Linked DNA regions of Homo sapiens: region 1 is linked to region 2. A link is a loop called in an ENCODE intact Hi-C map of the cell type or tissue named here. Cell type or tissue: mammary epithelial cell. All regions are shown on one strand. Each heading gives the region's core, and the rest is flanking DNA. Links, peaks and the distances in the headings are about the cores only.

Region 1 (17,010 bases), core at 9,011-17,010, 240 kb before region 2:
CACAAATAAGTGATAATATGCAAAGTTTGTCTTTCTGTGCCTGGTTTATTTCACTTAACACAATGACCTCAAATTCCATCCATGTTGTTGCAAGTGACAGGATCTCATTCTTTTTTATGGCTGAATAATACTATGTTTTGTATATGTATCACTTTTCTTTATTCATTCATCTGTTGATGGACACTTATGTTGCTTCCAAATCTTGGCCATTGTGAATAATGCTGCAACAAACATGAGAGTGCAGATATTCCTTTGATATACTGATTTCCTTTCTTTTGGGTGTATACCCAGCAGTGCCATTGCTGGATCATATGATAGCTCTATTTTTAGCTTTCTGAGGAACCTCCAAACTGTTCTCCTTAGTGGTTATACTACTTTACATTCCTACCAACAGTGGATGAGGTTTCCCTTTTTTCTACATCCTCACCAGCATTTGTAATCACATGTCTTTTGGATAAAAGCCATTTTAACTGGGGTGAGGTGATATTGCATTGTAGTTTTGATTTGCATTTCTCTGATGATCAATGATGTTACACACCTTTTCATAAGCCTGTTTGCCATTTGTATGTCTTCTATTGAGAAATGTCTATTCGGATATTTTTCCCATTTTTGATTTTTATATTATGGTTATTAATCTCTTGTCGGATGAGTAGTTTGCAAATCTTTTCTCCCATTCGGTGGGTTGTCTCTTTATTTTGTTGTTTCCTTTGCTGTGCCAGTAGTTTTATAGTTTGAGGTCTTAGATTTAAGTCTTTAATAATCCATTTTGATTTGATTTTTGTGTATGGTGAGAGACAGGGTCTAGTTTCATTCTTCTGCATATGGATATCTAGTTTTCCCAGAATATTGAAGAGACTGTCATTTCCCCAATGTATGTTCTTGGCACCTTTGTTGAAAATGAGTTCTCTATAGATGTACGGATTTGTTTCTGGGCTCTATTCTGTTCCATTGTGTGCCTATTTTTATGCTAGTACCATATTGTTTTGGTTACTATAGTTTTGTAGTATAATTTGAAGTCAGGTAATGTGATTCCTCCAATTTCATTTTTTTTTTCTTGGTATAGCTTTGGCTATTCTGGGTATCTTGTGATTCCATATAAATTTTAGGATTTTTTTCTATCTCTGTGAAGAATGTCATTGATATTTTGATCTTTTGTATGTTGATCTGCAACTTGACTGAATTTGTTTATCAGTTCTAATAGTTTTTTGGTGGAGTCTTTAGGTTTTTCCAAGTACAAGATCATATCACCTGCAAACAAGGAAATTTGACAACTGCTTTTCTAATTTGGATACCCTTTATTTCTTATTCATGTCTGATTGCTCTGGCTAGAACTTCCAGTACTGTATTGAATAACAGTGGTAAAAGTGGGCATCCTTGTTGTGTTACAGATCTTAGGGGAAAGGTTTTCATTTTTTTCCCCATTCAGTATAATATTAGCTGTGGGTTTGTCATATATGCCTTTTATTATGTTCAGGTATGTTTTCTTTTATACCCAGTTTTTTGAGGGTTTTTATCATGAAGAGGTGTTCCATTTTATCAAAAATTTTTTTTAGTGTCAGTTGAAATGATCATATGTTGATATGGTTTGGGTGTGTCCCCACCAAATCTCGAATTGTATTTCTCAGAATTCCCACAAGTTGTGGGAGGGACCCAAGGGGAGGTGACTGAATCATGGGGGCTGGTTTTTCTGTGCTAGTCTCGTGATAGTGATTAAGTCTTATGAGATCTGTTGGGTTTAGCAGGGGTTTCTGCCTTTGCTCATTTTCCTCATTCTCTCTTGCTGCTACCATGTAAGAAGTGCCTTTTGCTTCCTGCCATGATTCTGAGGCCCCCCCAACTATGTGGAACTGTAAGTCCAATTAAACCTCTTTTTCTTCCCAGTCTCGGGTATGTCTTTGTCAGCAGTGTGAAAACAGACTAATACAATAAATTGATACCAGTAGGGCATTACTGAAAATATACCTGAAAATGTAGAAGGAACTTTGGAACTGGGTAACAGGCAGAGAATGGAACAGTTTGAAGGGCTAAGAGGAAGACAGGAAAATGTGGGAAAGTTTGTTACTTCCTACAGACTTGTTGAATTGCTTTGCCCAAAATGCTGATAGCGATATGGACAATAAAATCCAGGCTGAGGTGGTCTCAGATGGAGATGAGGAATTTATTGGGACTGGAGCAAAGGTGACTCTTGTTATGTTTTAGCAAAGAGATTGGTGGCATTTTGCCCATGCCCTAGAGATTTGTGGAACTTTGAACTTGAGAGAGATAATTTAGGGTACCTGGCAGAAGAAATTTCTAAGCAGCAAAGCATTCAAGAGGTGACTGGGGTATTGTTAAAAACATTCCATTTTAAAAGAGAAACAGAGCATAAAAGTTCATAAAATTTGCAGCCTGACTATGCAATAGAAAAGAAAAACCCATTTTCTGGGGAGAAATTCAAGCTGGCTGCAGAAATTTGCATAAGTAACAAGGAGCCTCATGTTAATCCCCAAGACCATGGGGAAAATGTCTCCAGGCCATGTCAGAGACCTTCATGGCAGCCCCTCCCATCACAGGCCTGGAGGCCCAGGAGGAAAAAACAGTTTTGTGGGCTAGGCCCAGGGTCCCCATGCTATGGGCAGCCTAGGGGCTTGGTGCCCTGCATCCCAGCCACTCCAGCTGTGGCTGAAAGGGGCCAACATACAGCTCAGGCTGTGGCTTCAGAGGGTGGAAGCCCCAAGCCTTGGAAGCTTCCATGTTGAGCCTGTGGGTACACAGAAGTCAAGAATTGAGGTTTGGGAACCTCTACCTAGATTTCAGAAGATGTATGGAAATGCCTGAATGCCCAGGCAAAAGTTTGCTGCAGTGCTGGGGCCTTCATGGAGAACCTCTGCTAGGGCAGTGCAGAAGGGAAATGTGAGGTGGGAGCCCCCACACAGAGTCCCTAGTGGGGTGCTGCCTAGTGGAGTTGTGAGAAGAGGGCCACCAATACCTTCAACCTTGCACCTGGAAAAGCCACAGACACTCAGTGCCAGCCCGTGAAAGTAGCTGGGAGGGAGGGTGTACCCTGCAAAGCCACAGGGGCAGAGCTGCCAAAGATCATGAGAATCCACCTCTTGCATCAGCGAAACCTGGATGTGAGACCTGAAGTCAAAGGAGATCATTTTGGAGCTTTAAAATGTGACTGCCCCACTGGATTTCAGACTTGCATGGGACCTGTAATACCTTTGTTTTGGCCAATTTCTCTAATTTGGAATGGCCATATTTACCCAATATCTGTACCCCCATAGTATCTAGGAAGCAACTAGCTTGCTTTTGATTTTACACGTTCATAGGCAGAAGGGACTTGTCTTGTCTTAGATGAGATTTTGGACTGTGGACTTTTGGATTAATGCTGAAAGGAGTTAAGACTTTGGGGGACTATTGGGAAGGCATGGTTGGTTTTGAAATGTGACGACATGAGATTTGGAGGGGCTAGGGGCAGAATGATATGGTTTGGCTGTGTCCCCACCAAATCTCAACTTGAATTGTATCTCCCAGAATTTCTATGTGTTGTGGGAAAGACCCAAGGGGGAGGCAATTTAGTCATGGGGGCTGGTTTTTTCTGTGCTATTCTCATGATAGTGAATAAGTCTCACAAGATCTGATGGGTTTATCAGGGGTTTCCACTTTTGATTCTTTCTCATTTTCTCTTGCTGCTGCCATGTAAGAAGTGCCTTTTGTCTCCTGCCGTGATTCTGAGGCCTCCCCAGCCATGTGGAACCTCTTTTTCTTCCCAGTCTCTGGTATGTCTTTATCAGCAGCATGAAAACAGACTAGTACATATGGGTTTTGTCCTTCTTTCTGTTGATATGATGTATCACATTGATAAATTTGCATATGTTGAGCCATCTTTGCATCCCTGGGATAAATCCACTTGGTCATGATGAATGATCTTTTTAATGCATTGTTAAATCTGATTTGCTAGTATTTTGTTAAGGATTTTTGCATCAATATTCATCAGGGATATTGGCCTATAGTTTTCCTTTTTTGATGTGCCTTTGTCTGGTTTTGGTATCAGGGTAATACTGGCCTTGTAGAATGAGTTTGGAAGTATTTCCTTCTCCTCTACTTTTTGGAATAGTTTAAGTAGAATTGGTATTAGCTCTTTAAATGTTTGGTAGAATTCAGCAGTTAAACCATCAGGTCCCAGTTTTTTTTTCCCGGGAGACTCTATTATGACTTCAATCTCATTACTTGTTATTGGTCTATTCAGCTTTTGGATTTCTTCATGGTTCAATCTTGGTAGTTTTTATGTGTTTAGGAATTTATCCATTTCTTCTTGATTTTCCAATTTATTGGCATATAGTTGCTCATAATAGCCACTAATGATCCTTCAAATTTCTGTGGTATCAACTGTAATGTCTCCTTTTTAATCTCTGATTTTATTTATTTGGTTCTTCTCTGTTTTTTAATATTGTTTAGTCTGGCTACAGGTTTTTCAATTTTGGTAATCTTTTCAAAAAACCAACTTTTCATTTCATTGATCTTTTTTATTGCTCTCTTCATTTCAATTTCGTTCATTCCTACTCTGACTTTTATGATTTTTTCTTTTACTAATTTTGAGTTTGGTTTGTTTCTGCCTTTCTAGTTCTTTAAGATGCATTGTTAGGTTGTTTATTTGTAGTTTTCCTGCTTTTTTGCTACAGGCAGTTATAGCCATAAACTTTCTTCTTAGTGTGACTGTCTCTGTATCACATAGGTTTTGGTATGTTGTATATCCATCGCTTATTTAAAATTTTTTCAATTTCTTTCTTAATTTCTTTATTGACCCACTGGTCATTCAGAAACATATTGTTTAAGTTCCATGTGTTTCTTATACAAAAATTAATTCAAGATGGATTAAAGACTTAAACATTAGACCTAAAACCATAAAAACCCTAGAAGAAAACCTAGGCATTACCATTCAGGACATAGGCATGGGCAAGGACTTCAGGTCTAAAACACCAAAAGCAATGGCAACAAAAGCCAAAATTGACAAATGGGATCTCATTAAACTAAAGAGCTTCTGCACAGCAAAAGAAACTACCATCAGAGTGAACAGGCAACCTACAAAATGGGAGAAAATTTTCACAACCTACTCATCTGACAAAGGGCTAATATCCAGAATCTACAATGAACTCAAACAAATTTACAAGAAAAAACAAAAAACCCCATCAAAAAGTGGGCGAAGGACATGAACAGACACTTCTCAGAAGATGTTTATGCAGCCAAAAGACACATGAAAAAATGCTCATCATCACTGGCCATCAGAGAAATGCAAATCAAAACCACAATGAGATAACATCTCACACCAGTTAGAATGGCAATCATTAAAAAGTCAGGAAACAACAGGTGCTGGAGAGGCTGTGGAGAAATAGGAACACTTTTACACTGTTGGTGGGACTGTAAACTAGTTCAACCATTGTGGAAGTCAGTGTGGCGATTGCTCAGGTATCTAGAACTAGAAATACCATTTGACCCAGCCATCCCATTACTAGATATATACCCAAAGGACTATAAATCATGCTGCTTTAAAGACATGTGCACAAGTATGTTTATTGTGGCACTATTCACAACAGCAAAGACTTGGAACCAACCCAAATGTCCAACAACGATAGACTGGATTAAGAAAATGTGGCACATATACACCATGGAATACTATGCAGCCATAAAAAATGATGAGTTAATGTCCTTTGTAGGGACATGGATGAAATTGGAAATCATCATTCTCAGTAAACTATCGCAAGGACAAAAAACCAAACACCGCATGTTCTCACTCATAGATGGGAATTGAACAGTGAGAACACATGGACACAGGAAGGGGAACATCACACTCTGGGGACTGTTGTGGGTTGGGGGGAGAGGGGAGGGATAGCATTAGGAGATATACCTAATGCTAAATGATGAGTTAATGGGTGCAGCACACCAGCATGGCACATGTATACATATGTAACAAACCTGCACATTGTGCACATGTACCCTAAAACTTAAGGTATAATAATAAAAAAAAAATCAAAGACTGCAAAAAAAAAAAATAAGTTCCATGTGTTTGTATAGTTTCCAAAATTCATGTTGTTACTGATTTCTAGTTTTCTTTCATTGTGGTTAGAAAAGATGCTTGATATTATTTCAGTTTTTTTTTTAATGTTTTAGACTTGTTTTGTGACCTATGGGCTATCCTTGAGAATGATCCATGTGCTGAGGAGAAGAATGTGTATTCTTCAGCCACTGGATAAAATGTTTTGTAAATATTTATTGGGTCCATTTGTTTTCTAGTACAGCTTAAGTCTGATGTTTCTTTGTTGATTTTCTGTCTGGAAAATCTGTCTAATGCTGAAAGTTGGGGGTTGAAGTCTCCAGCTATTATCATGTTGGGGGTCTATTTCTCTCCTCAGCTCTTATAATATTTGCTTTATATATCTTGGTGTTCCAGTGTTGGGTGCATAAACATTTACAATTATTATATCCTCTTGCTGAATTGATCCCTTTTATGATTATATAATGGCTTTGTCTGTTTTTGTAGTTTTCATCTTGAAATCTATTTTGTATGCAATAAGCATAGCTACTCCTGCTCTTTTTGGTTTCCATTGGCATGGAATATCTTTTTCCAACCCTTCATTTTCAATATATTTATGTCTTTATAGGTAAAGTGTGTTTCTTGTAGGCCAGAGATTACTGGGTCTTGTTTTTAAAATCCATTCAGCCACTCTTTATTTTGATTGGAGAGTTTAGTCTATTTACATTTAATATTATTATTGATAAGTAAAGACCTACTCCTGCCATTTTGTCATTTGCTCTCAGGTTGTTTTGTGGTCTTCTCTTTCTTCTTTCCTTCCTTCCTGTATTCCTTTTAGTGAAGTTGACTTTTTCTTGTGGTATGCTTTAATTTCTTGCTTTTTATTTTTTATGTGCCCATTGTATATATTTTGATTTCAGTTTATGGCTTGCAAATAATATCTTAAACATTATGTTAAATTGATGAGAAGTTAACACTGATTGCATGATCAAACAAACAATAGGAAAATGAAAAAAAACTCAACACTTTAACTTTGTCCGCCTGCTTTTTAACTTTTCATAGTTTCTATTTATAGCTTATTGTACTGTCTATTTCTTGAAAAGTTGTTGTAGTTATTATTTTTGATTGGTTTACCTTTTAGTCTTTCTACTTAAGAGTAGTTTATGTACCACAATTACAGTGCTATAATATTTTGTGTTTTTGTGTGTACTTAGAATTACCAGTGAGTTTTTTATCTTCAGAAAATTTCTTACATTCATTAATTTTTTTTTCTTTCTGATTGAAGTACTCCCTTTAGCATATCTTGTAGGACAGGTGTTGATAAAATCCCTCAGCTTTTGTCTGGGAAAGTCTTTATTTCACCTTCAGGTTTCAAGGATATTTTTGCTGGATATACCATTCTAGGATAAAAGTTTTTTCCCTTCCAGACTTTAAATATGTTATGCCACTCTCTCCTGATGTGTAAGGTTTCCACAGAAAAGTCTTCTGCCAGGGGTATTGGAGCTCCATTGTATGTTATTTGTTTCTTTTCTCTTGCTGCTTTTAAGGTCCTTTCTTTATCCTCAACCTTTGGAATTTTGACTATTATATGTTTTGAGGCAGTGTTCTTTGAGTTAAATATGCTTGGAGTTCCATAACCTTCTTGTGCTTGGATATTTATATTTTTCTCTAGGTTTGCAAGGTTCTTTGTTATTATCCCTTTAAATACATTTTCCACTCTTATATATTTCTCTGCCTCCTCTTTAAGGCCAATAACTCTTAGATTTGCCCTTTTATGGTCATTTTCTAGATCTTGAAGGCATGCTTTATTCTTTTTTATTCTTTTTTTTCTTTTATCTCCTTAAATGATGTGTTTTCTTTTTTCTTTTTTTTTTTTTTTTGTGAGCAACATGGTTGTTTATTTCACCTGGGTGCAGGTGGGCTGAGTCCGAAAAGCGAGTCAGCGAAGGGAGATAGGGGTGGAGCCGTTTTATAGGATTTGGGAAGGTAATGGAAAATTACAGTCAAAGGGGTTGTTATCTGGTGGGCAGGGGTGGATCTCACAAAGTACATTCTCAAGGGTGGGGAGAATTACAAAGAACCTTCTTAGGGGTGGGGGAGACTACAAAGTACCTTCTTTTTTTTTTTTTATTGATCATTCTTGGGTGTTTCTCACAGAGGGGGATTTGGCAGGGTCATAGGACAATAGTGGAGGGAAGGTCAGCAGATAAACAAGTGAACAAAGGTCTCTGGTTTTCCTAGGCAGAGGACCCTGCGGCCTTCCGCAGTGTTTGTGTCCCTGGGTACTTGAGATTAGGGAGTGGTGATGACTCTTAAGGAGCATGTTGCCTTCAAGCATCTGTTTAACAAAGCACATCTTGCACCGCCCTCAATCCATTTAACCCTGAGTGGACACAGCACATGTTTCAGAGAGCACAGGGTTGGGGGTAAGGTCATAGATTAACAGGATCCCAAGGCAGAAGAAGTTTTCTTAGTACAGAACAAAATGAAAAGTCTCCTATGTCTACTTCTTTCTACACAGACACAGCAACCATCCGATTTCTCAATCTTTTCCCCACCTTTCCCCCTTTTCTATTCCACAAAACCGCCATTGTCATCATGGCCCGTTCTCAATGAGCTGTTGGGTACACCTCCCAGATGGGGTGGTGGCTGGGCAGAGGGGCTCCTCACTTCCCAGTAGGGGCGGCCGGGCAGAGGCGCCCCTCACCTCCCGGATGGGGCGGCTGGCCGGGCGGGGGCTGACCCCCCACCTCCCTCCCAGACGGGGCGGCTGGCCGGGCGGGGGCTGACCCCCACCTCCCTCCCGGATGGGGCAGCTGGCCTGGCAGGGGCTGACCCCCCACCTCTCTCCCGGATGGGGTGGCTGCCGGGCGGAGACGCTTCTCACTTCCCAGATGGGGTGGCTGCCGGGTGGAGGGGCTCCTCACTTCTCAGACGGGGCGGCTGCCGGGCGGAGGGACTCCTCACTTCTCAGACGGGGCGGCCGGGCAGAGATGCTCCTCACCTCCCAGATGGGGTCGTGGCCGGGCAGAGGTGCTCCTCACATCCCAGACGGGGCAGAGGCGCCCCCCACATCTCAGATGATGGGCGGCCGGGCAGTGACGCTCCTCACTTCCTAGATGGGATGGTGGCCGGGCAGAGACGCTCCTCACTTTCCAGACTGGGCAGCCAGGCACAGGGGCTCCTCACATCCCAGATGATGGGCGGCCAGGCAGAGACGCTCCTCACTTCCCAGAAGGGAAGAGAGGCTGCAATCTCGGCACTTTGGGAGGCCAAGGCAGGCGGCTGGGAGGTGGAGGTTGTAGCGAGCCGAGATCACGCCACTGCACTCCAGCCTGGGCACCATTGAGCACTGAGTGAACGAGACTCTGTCTGCAATCCCGGCACCTCGGGAGGCCGAGGCTGGCGGATCACTCGCGGTTAGGAGCTGGAGACCAGCCCGGCCAACACAGCAAAACCCTGTCTCCACCAAAAAAATACGAAAACCAGTCAGGCGTGGTGGCGCGCGCCTGCAATCGCAGGCACTGGGCAGGCTGAGGCAGGAGAATCAGGCAGGGAGGTTGCAGTGAGCCGAGATGGCAGCAGTACAGTCCAGCTTCAGCTTGGCCTCAGAGGGAGACCGTGGAAAGAGAGGGAGAGGGAGACCGTGGGGAGATGGAGAGGGAGAGGGAGAGGGAGAGCAAATGATGTATTTTCAAAAGTTTATCTTCAAGCTCACTAATTATTTCTTCTGCTTGATCATTTCTGCTACTAAGAGACTCTGATGCATTATTCAATATGTCAATTATATTTTTTAACTCCAGAATTTGTTTGATTCTTTTAAATTATTTCAATTTCTTTGTTAAATTTATCTGATATAATTCTGAATTCTTTCTCAATATTATTTTGAATTTTTTTGAGTTTCCTCAAAATAGCCATTTTGAGTTCTCTCTGAAAGGCCACATATCTTTGTTTCTCCAGGATTGGTCCCAGGTACCTTATTTAATTCATTTGCTAAGGTCATGTTTTCCTGAATGGTCTTGATGCTTGCAAGTGTTTGTTGGTGTCTAGGTATTGAAGAGCTAGGTATTTCTTGTAGTCTTCACAGTCTGGGCTTATTTGTACTTGTCCTTTTTGGGATGGCTTCTCAGGTATTCAAGGGTACTTGGGTGTTATGATCTGAGCCATATCTGCATTAGGGAGCACGAGCACCTCCAGCCCAGTAACATTGTGCTTCTCGCAGACTTAGTGGTCTTGGATAAGGTCTGGAAGAATTCTCTGGGTTGCCAGGCAGATACTGTTGTTCTTGTCACTTACTTTCTCCCAAACGTCTTTCTCTCTGTTCTGAGTCACCTAGAGTTGAGTGAGGGGTGACCCATGTACTCCTGTGGCCATCGCTGAGACTGTACTGGGTCATATCTGAAGTCAGTACAGCACTGGGTCTCACCCAAGGCCCACTGTAACCACTACCTGGCTACCACCTATGTTTGTTTAAGACCACAGGACTCTACAGTTAGCAGGTGGTGAAGCCAGCCAGGCTTGTATTCTTCCCTTCAAGGTAGCAAGTTACCCCAGCCCCTGGACAGGTCTAGAGATGCTATCCAGGAGCCAGGGAGTGGAGTCAAAAACCTTAAACATCTGCCTTTTGTTCTATTTTACTACAGCTAAGCTGGCATTCAAACCATGAGACAAAGTTCTTCCCATTTTTCCTTCCCCTTTCCACAGGCATAGGAGTCTCTTCCTATGGCCATCACCACCACAGGCCTATGGAAAGTACTGGCAGGCTATGGCCAATGTTCTCTTAAGGCCCAAGAGCTCTTCAGTGAGCTTGTGGTGAATGCTGCCAGGCCTGGGACTCACCCTTCAGGGCAGTGGACTCCTCTCTGGACCAGGACAGGTCCAAAACTGTCATCCACAAGCCAAGGCCCAGAATTGAGGACCCCAAGAGCCTTCTTGGCATTGTACTCCACTGTGGTTGAGCTGGTATCTGTATCCTGATTTCTGCTTCTTATAAGATGTTCTTTTTTGTATAGATAGTTATTAAACTTGGCTTTCCTGCAGGGGGGACAATCAGTGGAGGCTTCTATTCAGCCCTCTTGCTCTGCCCCCTCCTTTGCCTTCTATGTTCGCACACTCTCCCATTTGTCAGATGCATTTTCTGTTTCCTTTGAATTCTCATTTCCTTTTGTATATTCTTTATGTGCAGACTTGAGGTATTTTGGAGGTATTATCAGTAAGACTTGGGAATAGATGGGATGTAGGAAGTGAGGAAAAGAGAAGATTCAAAAAGTCTGGCCTTACCTCTAAATATGAAGAGCCCAGAAAAAGAAAAAATGTCTGGCCTTAGTAACTAGGGGATAGGAGAAAGGCACTTATTGAGATGAAGAAAGACTGAGAAAGTGAAAATGTGTGTGTGTGTGTGTCTGTGTTTATCAAGGATTCATTTGAGTGAAGCTTATTTCATCTCATTTCATCCCAGTGAGGAGAACCAGTAGATAGTCAGGACCTGTGAGTAATCTGCCAACGCACAGAATAATGACGTATTAACTAATTATTCTTATATAACACTCTACTCCTATTTTTCTTCTTTTGTAATTTAGAGGAATTTAAACATTATTGAGGAATTCAGAAAAATCCAAAGGAATTCATACTGTGAACATTGGTGTGGGCCATAGAATTTTACTTTAAAAAATTTTTAATTTTGAAATAATTATAGACTCACAAAAAGTTGTACAATAGTACACAGAGGTCCTGTATGCCTGTCATCCAGTGTCCCCCAACAGTGACATCTTATCTAACTATGGTGCATTATTGAAGGCAGAACATTGATTAGCAGGAAACAGTTAACTGGACTACAGACCTTACTTGGCTTCAAGTTCTTTTTACAAGCATTTATTTTTACATGTTTTTTTGTATAATTTTAGGACATTTTCATCACAGGTACAGATTTATGTAACTACCATTTATAGTTAAGACACAGATTTGTTTACTCATCACAAAGGGACTTCTTCATGCTGCTTAGGGTCATCCCCTCCCTATCCTTCCTTAATCCCTAGTAACTACTTATCTATTCTCTGTCTTGATAATGGTAATTTTGAGAATGTTATACAAATGAAATCATACAGTATGTAAGCTTTGATGATTTTTTTTCCATTGAGCAAAATGCACTTAAGATCATCCAAGCTGTCGTGTGTATCAATGTTCATTTCCTTTTACTGCTGAGCAGCATTTCAAGGATTTGGTTTTGATACCCTGCTGGAGTTTTAGCTATGGAGTGTATATTACTTTGCCAACCTGATATAGTGTTCAAATAAAATAATTGAAGTTGATATATTGGGGCATAATAGGCATGACAAAGGAAGAAGAGTCACAAAGAATGAAATCCTCAGCCATTCTCAGGAGAAAACAATAGGGTTGAGAATAATGCTTAGATACCAACACTTCCCCAAATGGTATTTTATAGGATGCTAGCAGGTCTAACGTGAAAAAAAAGTATTTAATGGCAAAGTTTAGGAAATCACAAAAAATGTCATTGCTGTAGGATTTATCTTTAATATAACAATGTATATTTTGAATTCTAAAAGGATATGATATTCCATGCTTTCTGAACCTTTAGCCCACCACATGAATGTCATTTCACCCAGAATATCTCTGGGCTTTTTCCAGGGAAAATATTTTAGATAAAGCTGTTGTAAGTTAATACACAATATGTAAGTACTAAAATAATCGTGAAGTTTTATTGAGTAGTCAGATGTGTTTATTAAATTGGTTTTAAGGTTTATGACAGGGGTAAAATACAATAGAGTTACTCTAATGGTGGAAATATAACAACCAGATATTCAAAATGGAAATTATCTTGTATGACATAAAAATATGCGACCACTAGGGGGCAGAAGAGGATTAGAGGGAAGAAAGTACCTCCCCCAAATTGTTGCCTAATTTTAATGTTCCTGTTGAATACTAAGAATGAAATGAGATCGGAGGGCTTTTTCTCTTTTCTGGGAAAACAGGTGATAAGGTTATTACAATAATCTGCTTACTTCTGTTACCACATACTTTTTAGGATGCATTCTTATTTTTGGCATGTAATTTATGCATAATAATTTGTTATTCTTAGAGTAAAAAAAAAAACCACGTACAGAGTGGGAGTTTCTTTTTGACTTTATAAAAGTAAATCCTGATTTTCAAAACTGAAGAGATCATTAACCTTTGGACAGTTTAGAAAGAGGTACTATTGCCAGATTCTACTGTCATTTCTCTAGCCTGTTTTGGTTAGGGAATAAGTTATGGCAAGTAAAGTTTGACCTAGAATTTGTGGAATTTTAATCTCCTAATGGAATCAAGAATCCTGATTAATCATAGAACACGTATTTATTACTATCTTTTTCCACCTACTTTTGCTTTGTACTTGAAGTATGTTTCTCCCCAGTGCGTCCTCTTTTATAGTCATAGCTGGAGAAGAATAAACATAACAGAAAAAACAGCAAAATGGACTTGTTAGTGGAGGTTTGGTTGCCTGGAGGGCTTCTCAAAGCCTATCTTCATTGTACAGCACTCACCTTCCACATGTTCTTTTTCATTGTGAACTAGCTTTTCTATATAGACACGTTTTATGATAATCCAGGAAACGCTTCTCGTTTGGGAGGACTGTCTAGAAATTCTCTAACAGGAAAGTGCATTACTGGATTTGATACCATAATGAAGGAAGCTTACCTCCATAAGGCCCAGCCATCCTCTTTTTCCCTTCCTTCAATTGAATACTTGTTTGTGATACACTTGTCCTGGTGAGAGAGGGAAGGTCCTGGGGTGGGAGTTTCATCTCCCTAAAGGAGACAGTAATTCCTGGGGCCATCATCTGGGGAAGTTGTGGGTCTTCAGAAAGAAAACTGGAAACCAGGAGGTGGGAGAGGGAGCTCTTGCCTTTCTCTGGGTATTGCTGTCTTGACTTTGGGCAGGGATGTTTAGATACACCCGAGGATGCTCTCAGGAAGGAGGGGTTTAAGATGCCTCTGCCATACAGACAGGCTGGGAAACAGGGAGAAGGGTGAAGATGGGTGAACTACACCACCTAAACCAGATTATTTAGTTGCCCATTTTTTTTCCTTATTCTGTTTTCCCTTAGATGTTAGTGATTTCTAAATGTTTTGGACCTATTTCAGCTATACTGAATGGAATTTAAGGAAGTTAAAATTGTAATGGCAGAGCCATGCCTCCAGGTGAGGCCAGTGTAGAAGTGGTAGCTTTAATAGATGAGATGTTGAAAGCAGAAATTTGAATGTCAGGGTTAAAAAGCTAGAGTCACAGGGCCTAGCCCTCCTTTCTCATGAGAGCTTTTGTTTGTTCATTGCCACCTTAAAGGGTGATGGGGATTCCACTCAGAGTAGGACCCGTGCAAAGAGGGGACAGTTGGTATTTCTTTTCCCATAAAATGCTACAGAGAGCTGCACTCTAAGCTTCCCCCTTGACAGAGTTCTTTCAAATCTATCAGTGATTAGGTAGAAGGAGAAGGCCAAGTAGGGGACTTATCTGTTTATTATCAATTTAGAACTGACTCTCTCACCCAGCTGTTTTCAGGTGAGGAAACCAGAAACAGGTTCAGAGAGGCCGAGTAATGTTCCCAACGTTACAAGGTTAAAGTTGGGGCAGGGGCTAAAACAGGTTTCCTGCATCCAAGTTGTTTTCACATTTCCCCAGATTGGGATGTTTTCACTTTCTTGGCTAGATCTTACTCTGCAATGATACAGAAGTGTCAAGGTACAAGAGACAGAGACCAGTGAAAAGAGGTTTCTACAGGTTCTTTACTTCAAGACAGTGCTGAGCAATATTAGGTGTTAATTGCATTGTCTGCAGGCCCTGTGTTGAAAGTGGGGTTATTTCAAGGACTCTGGGACCCCGAACTTTGTGGCCTATTGGTTGAAGGGCTGAAATAGAAGGATTCTCCTGTGCCTGCATTTGAAAGCATGACAAAGTGAGTGCTTCAGAGGAGTGTGTGTGTGTGTGTTTGTGTGTGTCTAGGTGTAACTCCTTTTACTGCTTCTTTGGGAAAGATATGTTGTGCCAGGTTGCCAGTGTGCCAGATCACTACCCTCTTCCTTTATCCAGTACACAGAAGGATAAATCCTCTCTAATGTTGGGGGGACGTGAAAGAAGCAAGCCATCCCAATTTTAAACAAAGGGGCATTGAGCAGGAGAGTCCAGATGTTTCATTTTCTTTTCCTCAGGGCCGTTTATTTCCTGGGAAAAGAACACCAAGATGTTGATGACAATTGCTTAATAATCACAGAGTATGGACTCTGCTCCTGTGAGAAAGGAAAATCATCATATGACATTGTCAAGGGGCTCATCTGTAACACTTGTCCAGTTTTCTCTCCAATAGGGCAGCTGTTGCTGACCACCATGTGCCACTTGTGGCAGCAGCTGACATTGATTGCTTGACTACAATGTGCCCGGCATTGTTCTAAGTTCTTTACATGTTTAATGCCAGGTAATCCTTCCAAATGCCTTACAGGGTAAGTGCAATATTACAGACAGAGACACTGACAAATGAGGTGAACTATATATCACATGATAGTAGGTGTATAACCTGGACTGAAATCCTAGCGATCTGGTTCCAGAGCATGTATTACTAACCATTATACCACCCTGCCACCTCATTTCACTCACCTGACTTTCACCAAATCCTATTGACCAAGATTAAATCTTTCAGAATTGATCCACAATCCCCTAGCTCCTGGTGTGATCACATACGTTGAAGATGTATGTTTTGCTTGGGGAAAGCAATCTAGAGTAAAAACTGGAGTTTGATGATAAAATAATACAATGCCATTTCAGGAATAATGTTATCTGGGATGTCATTCTGTATTCTTAACTTGATATTATCTTCAAATATACAACTAATATGTATCAAAATATTATTTAGTACTTAACTAAATGGAAAGCAAATGCTTTAAATTTATTGCCTCTTAATTCATCTAGCCACCAAATGGAGAAAGTACAATTATTGTCCCTAGTTTAAAGATGAGCTTAGGGTTGTTGAGTTATTTCCCAATGTTATATAGCTTCTTAAGAGCAGATGTGAGATTTGAACCCACACTGTGACTCCAGTGCCCACATTCTTAATCACCAAGTTTATATCAGCATTCTAGTTGGCTCTCTTGCAATTCAGGACAGACATCTTTCCAATCAGTGAGCATTCCTGAGGATCTGGGAGCAGTATAGGCTTGGTCTTTATGTTCTTGAATTTTGTTTTGCTGATTCTGTTCTTCTCTTGAACCATCTGTGTGCCATTCTTTCTTTCTTTAGTATTCAGCTTTTATCATCTGGCTTTGATTTGCTCAAACTCTTTTCTTCATGCAATTTGTATTGTTTTGGTTTCTTTTTCTATGGAAACCATTTTTTTGGTAGTTAATACAATAATACATGTTTTTACTACTTTAAAGTCTTCTTCTTTCACTATAGTAAAGGAATTCGTATAATATGATGATTGGTGTTTTTAGTAAAAATTACACATAATGATACACATATATAATTTTAAGTTTATAAACTTTAAGCCCTGTAATTATCCTTATGAATTGTTTGTCAAACACCACAACTGACCCAAGCTTGCTTGCCAATGCCACCTTTTCCCTGCGGTTAGATTTGTAGAGTGTAGAAAAGTTTCTGCCCTAAAATATTTGTTAATGGCATAGAGAAATAAGGTGTTATATCCAGAAAGTCTTGTGAAACTGCTCATAGGATCACTCAAGAAGGACCATGTATTATCATAAGAGCCAAATGGATTGTTTCGATTTGCAGAGTGGGATGCAGCCCTTGGGAAAGGGGTTTGGGACATGTAAATTCCTCCCTAGTACAGAGCAGTTTTTTTAAGGTATGTATGGGTGGACCAGTGAACTTACAGAATCTGATAACTTTGGAGAATGTAGGTGCCAGTAAGAGGAAAGGATATGAAGAGAAAATGAGGAATTTGGAAAAGTATGGAAAGCTAAATATGTGTATGGGTTTGTAACAGACATCCATGT
Region 2 (8,000 bases), core at 1-8,000:
CTGGTACTGTGAGTTCAAAGACATGGCTCCTATTTATAGTAGCTATGACCTCAGGTGTCCTGATCTTAAGTATAAAAACCCGTATGTATGTAATAATGTCTTATATTAACCAAACTTCTCTTTACTGTGTCTTGTATGCATTTGGCCTCAGAGTTGTATTTAGAGAGAAAACCTCCAAAACATGGAGATTTGGGAAAGGAGATGTGTGTGAATATTTGGGAAAGAAGTCTGTTTTGGAAGGCATTATTTTATTATTCTATCCAACCTTATTTTAAAAATACAGAAATAACCTCTAAGCTAGAACTGGGCTGTCTTAGTAAGCTTTTCATAAATACTGTTCAATTTTATTGAGCAGTCATAGAAGCTTAATTTGTACCTTAGTGTTTAGTGAAAACTGAATATTTAAAAGGTTAATCAAGTCATCTTTATATCCTCAATATCTAGCAACTATTTGTTCTTTGAATGAATGAAACTATGTGGTTCTCTAATATTAGAGACAGAACAAAGGAAAATGAACTTACATGGTTTTTTCTCCCCTTTGGGAGAAATATTTAACATGCTACAGAGAACCTATAGTTTTTAAAGATCCTCAGACCTTTAATAAAACCCTTTTTGCTTAGATTCAAGCAATTTTTATACTTTTGCTTTCATTAAAGCATATATTGAGCTTTGGAAACATATGAGAATTAAGTGGAATCACATAATATGAATTATGTTAGTTTTAGAAATATATTTTGTAACTGTCATGTTTTCTTTCATTCACCTCATTAATTTGAATTATTAAAATGTTATATTTATGTATATAACTTTCTTCTTACATATATGTAGTCTGTGCTCTTTATCTCACAAAGATCAATTGAGGATTTAAAAAATTTAAGTATCGCTGCTTGTAAGCAGTGAAACTATATTAATAGAAAAAACATCACAGAAAATAATTGGAAGATATAATTTAAATTAATTTATATAACCTAATTAAAAATAATTTTAAATAAATACCAGGTAAACTGTCTAGTAACAACTTCTCTTAGATAGGGATATGATTTTCCTGACATAACGGTGAGAACACAGTTGTCCTCAGACACTTAGACCAGAATTAAGGAAGTACTAGAGTACATGCCATGAAAGAAAGACTAGACTGAAGAACCTTTTGGGTGAATAATCCATTATGTCTTTCCCATCTGTTTTATGCTGTTCACATTCTCGCTATGTGAAGTTATTCAGCCACTGGAGGTCTCTGTTTCTCTGTATAATTTTAGCAAGATGCATGTTTATCATTATTTGTAAAGAGAACCATTCCCTTACAAAATCACTGATATTAAATAAGGGAAGCTAGTTAGCTACATTTCTGTTTTCAATAGCTAGAAACTGTATAAGCCTTCTATATGTTATAGTCACAGTTTCAGTTTATACAGGACAAAATTTGTGGCAATTATCTTGCGTGGGATTGGATGAATATCCACATTTCAGGATCTTCAAATAGCTTTGTCTTCAGTATTATTTCTATTTATGTGACAAAGCACCAACTATAATTGGTGAATTGATTTTGCCTTCTCTCAATTTTCTTATTTGGAAAATTTACATGTTTTTCTTTAAAATATAAAATAACCTGAATGTGTGTGTGTGTGTGTGTGTGTGTGTGTGTGTGTGCATATATACATATTTTTTTATTTTTTTTGTGAGATGGCATCTAAGATGCCATCATTCTAAGATACACCATTATTTTATGAATCAGTAAGATAAAAAAAAATTACCAAATTAAACCAGGACACAATATTTATTGTAATATGTATCTTGGTTTCTAGCTCTGTCACCCAGGTGGGAGTGCAGTGCCACAATATCACCTCACTACAGCCTTGACATCCTGGCCTCAGGTGATCCTTCTGCTTCTGCCTCCTGAGTAGCTGGGACCACAGGCACACACAATGAGCACAGGCAGTTAATTTTTAACTTATTTGTAGAGACAGGGTATCCCTATGTTGCCCAGGCCGGTCTTGAACTCCTGGACTCAAGTGATCCTCCCACCTTGGCCTCCCAAATTGCTGGGGTTATAGGTTTGAACCACTGCTCCCGGCTGTAAAATCCTTCTTCTAAAAGAAGGATTTCAAGGAATTAAGAGAATATTTGCCTACAAACTACCTTGAAATATATTTTAAGACTAATAAAAATTCAAGTTGGAACTATGTAAGGATTGAAATATTGAAAATGTTACAATTCCTGGAAGCAATGCCTCATAACCACAGATTTTAATGTTGAAAGTACATTTCTATGAAAAATTATTTACCGAAAACTTACATTATGTAAGGTAGTGTGCTGTTGAATGGGATATGCAGGCAATGAAGAGAAAGAGTGTTTTGAAGCAAGTTCTAGCAGACAGAGGTGAGGATAACACAAAAAATGTATTTAACAAAATACAGTACTATGGAGGCTCAAATATAAAAGAGATCACATCTGCTCCAATAACATCAGAAAAAAATTCTATGCATGCTGACATTGGGTGGGTGGGACTTTGATAGACAACTGTTTGGTCAGGGGTCAGGGCTGAGAAAATATGGGGTAATTTTGCAGAATAGCAGGTGGTATAGGTTGGTTGAAGGACAGAGTATATGACATGCAATGATGTGGTCAGGACTTTAAATTTCAGCCTGAGAATTAAGAATTTAATTTAAAGGGGTACAGGAAAAGATGAAATTCATACTTAATGAATTTATACTATAAGGCATTCCTATCTCTGGTACTTTTAAAATGATAACTCTTCTAAATATTACCACCATTTAATGGCCAATGATGCTTAGACAGAAGGAGATGAAGTTGTTTACATAAGGTGACAATTTTGCAAATTGATTAAGGAAAGAAGAGATATACACTTAATGTATATCACCAAATCTAAGATGCCATCATTCTAAGATACACCATTATTTTATGAATCAGTAAGATCGAAAAAATATTACCAAATTAAACCAGGACACAATATTTATTGTAATATGTATCTTGGTTTCAGAGATGGTAAAATATTTTTTAAAGGGTATCTTTAAATTGAGAAAATAAGCATACTTTTAAGAAACCAGGGGAAAGAAGAAAAGCTGGTCATTCCGGGTACCATACAAGAAGAGTAAACTATGAGCAAAGAGCTCCTAGTTATAATAAAAAGATGATAGTTTTGCAGGGTATCTTATAACTGTTGAATTGTTTTCACATACATTATTTCACTTGAGCCTCATAAAATCGCTGTTTCTATTATTATTTCCATTTGAAAACATAAAAAAGTAACTTGGTTATTATGTCTAGTGTGATCTAATTTTTAAGAAAATTTCAAATTGTATAATGCATACTATACAATACTATTTTTATTAGTAGAAATTATATACTAATTTACATATTATTTGTATAAAAATATAAGAAGATAGCAACTATAAGTAGAAGGATTGATCAGGGTGGGAAGTGGGGAGAGAGCAAGTGTTTCACTTTATATAATTTCATATTATTTGAGAGTTTTGCAGTAAGCGTGTATTTAAAATCCAATACAAATTTTTCAAAATGAGAGAAAAAACAAGGAAGATCTGCAGCGCAGAGAATGTCTGTGATTTTATGAAGGTCACACTGGTAGTAGTAGGTGGGAGAGTAGAGAAACACTGGAGCCTAAAGAACCACGCTCCTTACTGTTCTGTGGATATTGGTGGAGGCCAACAACCACTTATTTATTCAACAAAACAGGAAAGGAGGCTGGAAGGCAATTTTACTGGAAATCTATCCTTGAAAGAGAATTAATCATTGGGGGAATTATGCTAAATAATCTGCTTGCTTCTTCAAGTAGCCATTTTAATGCAGCTGAAATAAATAAGGATGTAAAAGGCAGTTTCAAAGGAGAAAGTCATTATACAGGGATCCATGTGAAGATGTGTATGGTTCAGGGTATTGAAAAAAGAGAAACTGGTCTACCTACATAGCCCAGTTTATAGCAACGAATGTTCATTGACCAAGTATGTATAAAAGCTGAAAGAAAGCAGGACCCATTTTGGGCAGTCTTAAGAAGGTATCCTCTTCAAAAGAAACACCACTAGATGTGCCAAAAGTCTTGGAAAAGCTATTTAAATGTGTACTGAAGTCTTGTGAAGAAATTTTAAAGGTGAATTCCATTTACCACACACAGGAAAGTATCTTAAAATACTTTTTCTTTCCATCTCACAATAGCTCAAACATTACTGTTTCACCCATGATACTTTCTCAAAATTCCCTAGAATTCACTCTCCAAACGCAGTTCACACTGCTCTTCCCATTCTTTTCATCGCCTTTCCGTCATTCTGGTTTAGTTATTTTCTCCTACTAGAGTGGTTAGCCACAACACACCAAAAAGGCTAGGCAAGCATATAATGAACCCTCCTTGGAAGAGAACCCTCCTTGGAAAGAGGCTCTGTGAACATGTATATAATCGGAATATAACTGAGTCCCATGTGACCCAGGGTCTGCGTTGTATCACTGTCAAAGAAACAGCAGTCTGACGCTAGAAGCCAAGACAAATAGTGTTGATCTTTAAGTGTTTTGAAAGAGAATAGTGCAGAGGTTTCACACAGCACTTTATGTATAAAGCTTCTTAAAAACTATTTCTACATCTCTCTTTGTCCCCAAAGTATCCAATTTAAAGGCAAAGGTTAGGAATCTCCAAGTAGGGGAATTTATTAGATCACCACTAGGGGGAGTGTGACAGTAGTTTGTGATATCCTGATAAAGGATTCATTCACGGCATTTCATTCGATCAATCAGCAAGTGTGTGACAAGCCACAGCTACAGGCCGGACACTGTGATAGGAACTAGGGACACCATAATGAATATGACACTTAGAGTCTGTCAGAAAATATACCTCAAGCCTTAAAATTGTATGAGTGTTATACTAATATCTTGCATAGCTAGCTCTGTGCTGGGTATTGTGCTAAAAGCTGTACATTTAATCTTCATTTAATCGTATAATATTTTCAAGAAAACAGCGTGATAAATACGACTATTAGCTCCATTCAACAAATAAAGAAAATTGGTGTTACTCAAGAACTTACCCAAAGTCACATGTTCAGTAAAAGCTGGAGCCAGGATTTAAAACAAAGTTTACCTAACTTCTGACCTGAAGTTCTTAGCCAATGTTAAAGTACTCTTGCTTTCTAGGAGGGAGGGAACAAAAAATGGTGCCATCGTGGAAATGAATAGAAAAGATTCTGCCCCCTCATTTCAAAAGTTGGGGGGCCTGCCAGCAGCCGAACTCAGGGAAACAAAAAGACAGAATATCCAGAGGAAAACCTCTTTGGAATGAGGTCCTGGTGGAGGCTACAAAACATAGCTTGGCTCATAGTGTGCAAAGCAAGGTATGGGGAATGGACCTTTAGTGAGGGGAGGCCAATTCTGCAAAGAGACTGTGTGGTCACCGTATGAATGGACTCTTAAAAGATTGGCATTGGTAGGAATCTCAATTTCTCTCAGGGATGCAACAAACATGAAAACGCGTATAATCAACAGCATCAGCTCTGACTTCAAAGCAGGTTTGGGATAGAGCTGCAACTCATTAGCTGTGGGGTGGGGCTTTGGGTAAATCCTTAACTTTTCTGCTCCCCAGTTTACTTATGCATAAGTAATTTGATGTTTAAAATGAGTAAGTAAGTGGTAATTGTTAAGATTATATTGTATATAAAAATTGCTTAGTCCAGTAACAGGTATGGAATATACCTGCAACAAATGATAGGTGTTACTATTGCAGGCTGTTTGCAGATTAAATGCTTCCCTTGTTGTTTTCTATGGACCAAATTTCTTTCTAGTGTTTTGAGAATTTAAACAAATAGATCTTGTTGGACTACTCAATATGCAATGTGTTTTTGGCATTCCAGATGGAGCATTACTAATTTTAATTCTTTTAATCTATTCCTTTAGTTACCATTTATGGCATTTACTACATCATACAGCACGCTAAGGAGTTTATATATATCATGGCATTTCATTCTCACAGCAAATCTACAAGGCGAGCACTATTATTAATCCTGTTTTAGAGATAAGGCTTCTTAGGCATGTGACTTGCTGAAGGCCACATACGGGTAGATCTTGGTGCCAGGTTTTGAGTTCATTTCTGCTACCTATGCTTAAACAGAGATATTTTCAAGAAGGTGACTAGTAGTCTCTCAGGTGGGGCAGTGGGGCAATCAGAGCTTCCTTTCTCTGTACACATGAGGCCTCCTTCTTGGCCCACCTTGCTTATAAGCTTTACCTTGATGCATGTCTAAGTCATCATGGAGAGCAAGATCACCTACATGGAGGAGAGGGGAGGGGGAGGTAGGACCAGTCGAGGAGGGCTTATGCTCCCACTCTGGAGGTGGCATCTAGGACTGTGATCCATGAGCTACTTTTGTAAATGGGGTTGAGTTAATGAGGCTCACCACTGCTGACAGGAATGGGCATGGGGACCGTGGTTTAGCTGTGGAATAGCTGTTGCTGGGACTACCTCCAGCTCTGGGCTGGGCCTTTTAGTATGTGTGATGTATTTCACATCCAGTGGCTCATCTGAAATCCTTTAAAATGCCCATGGGTCTCTGAGCTCTAGAGGTGAAGTATTATGAAAGGATGAATGTCCAGGGAGTGGCAAAGCTTGAGGAAATTCAAAGCTTTCCATGTAGTGAGAGCATGCAGCCACTCAGGCTCCATTTCTTCTTGGAAAGTTTTCTTTCTTTTTTCTTTTGGATATTCTATCTGACTGGGATTATCACATTTTGATTTTCTTGGAATGGCTCAGAGCTCAGAACTGTGGAAAATGGAAAGCTAGTGTGAATGTTCTTTCCTTTCTCAGGGATTTGGAGTCTTATTACTGTATGGTTTCAGCTTTCCATGATTTGTTATTTAATGTCGTGGTCTAAAGAAAGTGTAACACTATCATTTTGCTTTCCTGGGATTTCTGTCAGAGCTGTCATTGTTGATAATTTATAACCTATTCTATTTTCAAAAAAACATTTGAAGTAGTTTTCAATATGAAATAAATATAATACAGTACAATTATAAACATTCACATGTAGATCCAATATTTTAATTAAAAGGTGATAGCTAGATGTAGTCATTATATGGGATTAGTAAACTATTACAAGTGAAATTTAAATTTAGTTATGAGCTTCTTGGAAAACATGGTAAGGTCAACCTGATGGAGTTTACAGTTTTTCTGAACTGAGAAAAAAAGAAAGTAGAGTAAGACCTTCATATCCACTGGTTCTGCATCCGTGGATTCAACCAAATGCAGATCAAAAATATTTGGAAATCAAAGATTGTGTCTGTAGTCTGTATTAAACATGTGCATACTTTTTCTGGGTCAGTATTTCCAAAACAAAACAGTATGACAATGATTTATATAGCATTTACATCATATTAGGTATTATAGATACTCTAGAGATGATTTAAAATATATGGGAGAATGTGCAATGGTTATATCCAAACATTATACCATTTTTTATCAGGCACATAAGCATCCATGGATTTTGGTGTCCATGAGATGTCCTAGAACCAATCCCCAATGGATATTGAGAGATGAATGTATACAAGTTGTTCTTGTAGGGAGAGAATTCTTCCTGGAACAGTATTCTAGTTGAAGAAATGTGTAAGTTTTTGTATTATAGAAATATATGAGGGTATAGGTATAAATTTCTCCTTATATACATAAATAGATATATGTGTGCAGGTACACAAATGAAATATATACATATTTGCCCTGGTGTGTGTATGCATACAGACATGCATTCATATTTATTGTGTTGGGCAGACTAATGGCCACCCCCAGATGTCTACATCCTATTCCCTGGAATTTATTAATGGGTTAGGTTAGGGGAATTATTTTGCATATTAAGGTTGCTAGCAACTTAAATCTAGAATAGAGAGATTATCCTGGGTTTTTTGGGTTGGCCCAGTGCAATCACAAGAGTTCTTAGAAGAGAGAAGCAGAAGAGGTCAGAGTCATACAATATGAGAAGGACTCAACCTGCTGCCTTTGA

Evidence for each region. A loop is a pair of places that touch in the nucleus more often than their neighbours do. Peaks named below come from ENCODE experiments on the same cell type or tissue, not always from the same donor. Only the 100,000 strongest peaks of a DNase experiment are listed, where the experiment ranks them.
Region 1: it touches region 2 in a loop (14-fold over the local background); 4 of 110 quality-filtered maps call a loop at or near these places.

The regions. Positions count from the first base shown.
Region 1 is chr6:73,842,306-73,859,315 of GRCh38, forward strand. No RefSeq gene overlaps it. Among named protein-coding and RNA genes, the nearest start is that of CD109, 150 kb to the left of the region's middle. RefSeq lists an enhancer at 8,911-9,494. In mammary epithelial cell, for the core only: CTCF peaks have their summits at 12,886 (motif pointing right) and 14,213; no DNase peak of the experiment used is centred there.
Region 2 is chr6:74,086,875-74,094,874 of GRCh38, forward strand. All of the region lies in intron 1 of LOC101928516 (a long non-coding RNA gene), which reads left to right. Among named protein-coding and RNA genes, the nearest start is that of CD109, 390 kb to the left of the region's middle. In mammary epithelial cell, for the core only: a CTCF peak has its summit at 4,669 (motif pointing right); no DNase peak of the experiment used is centred there; H3K27me3 peaks cover 255 bases.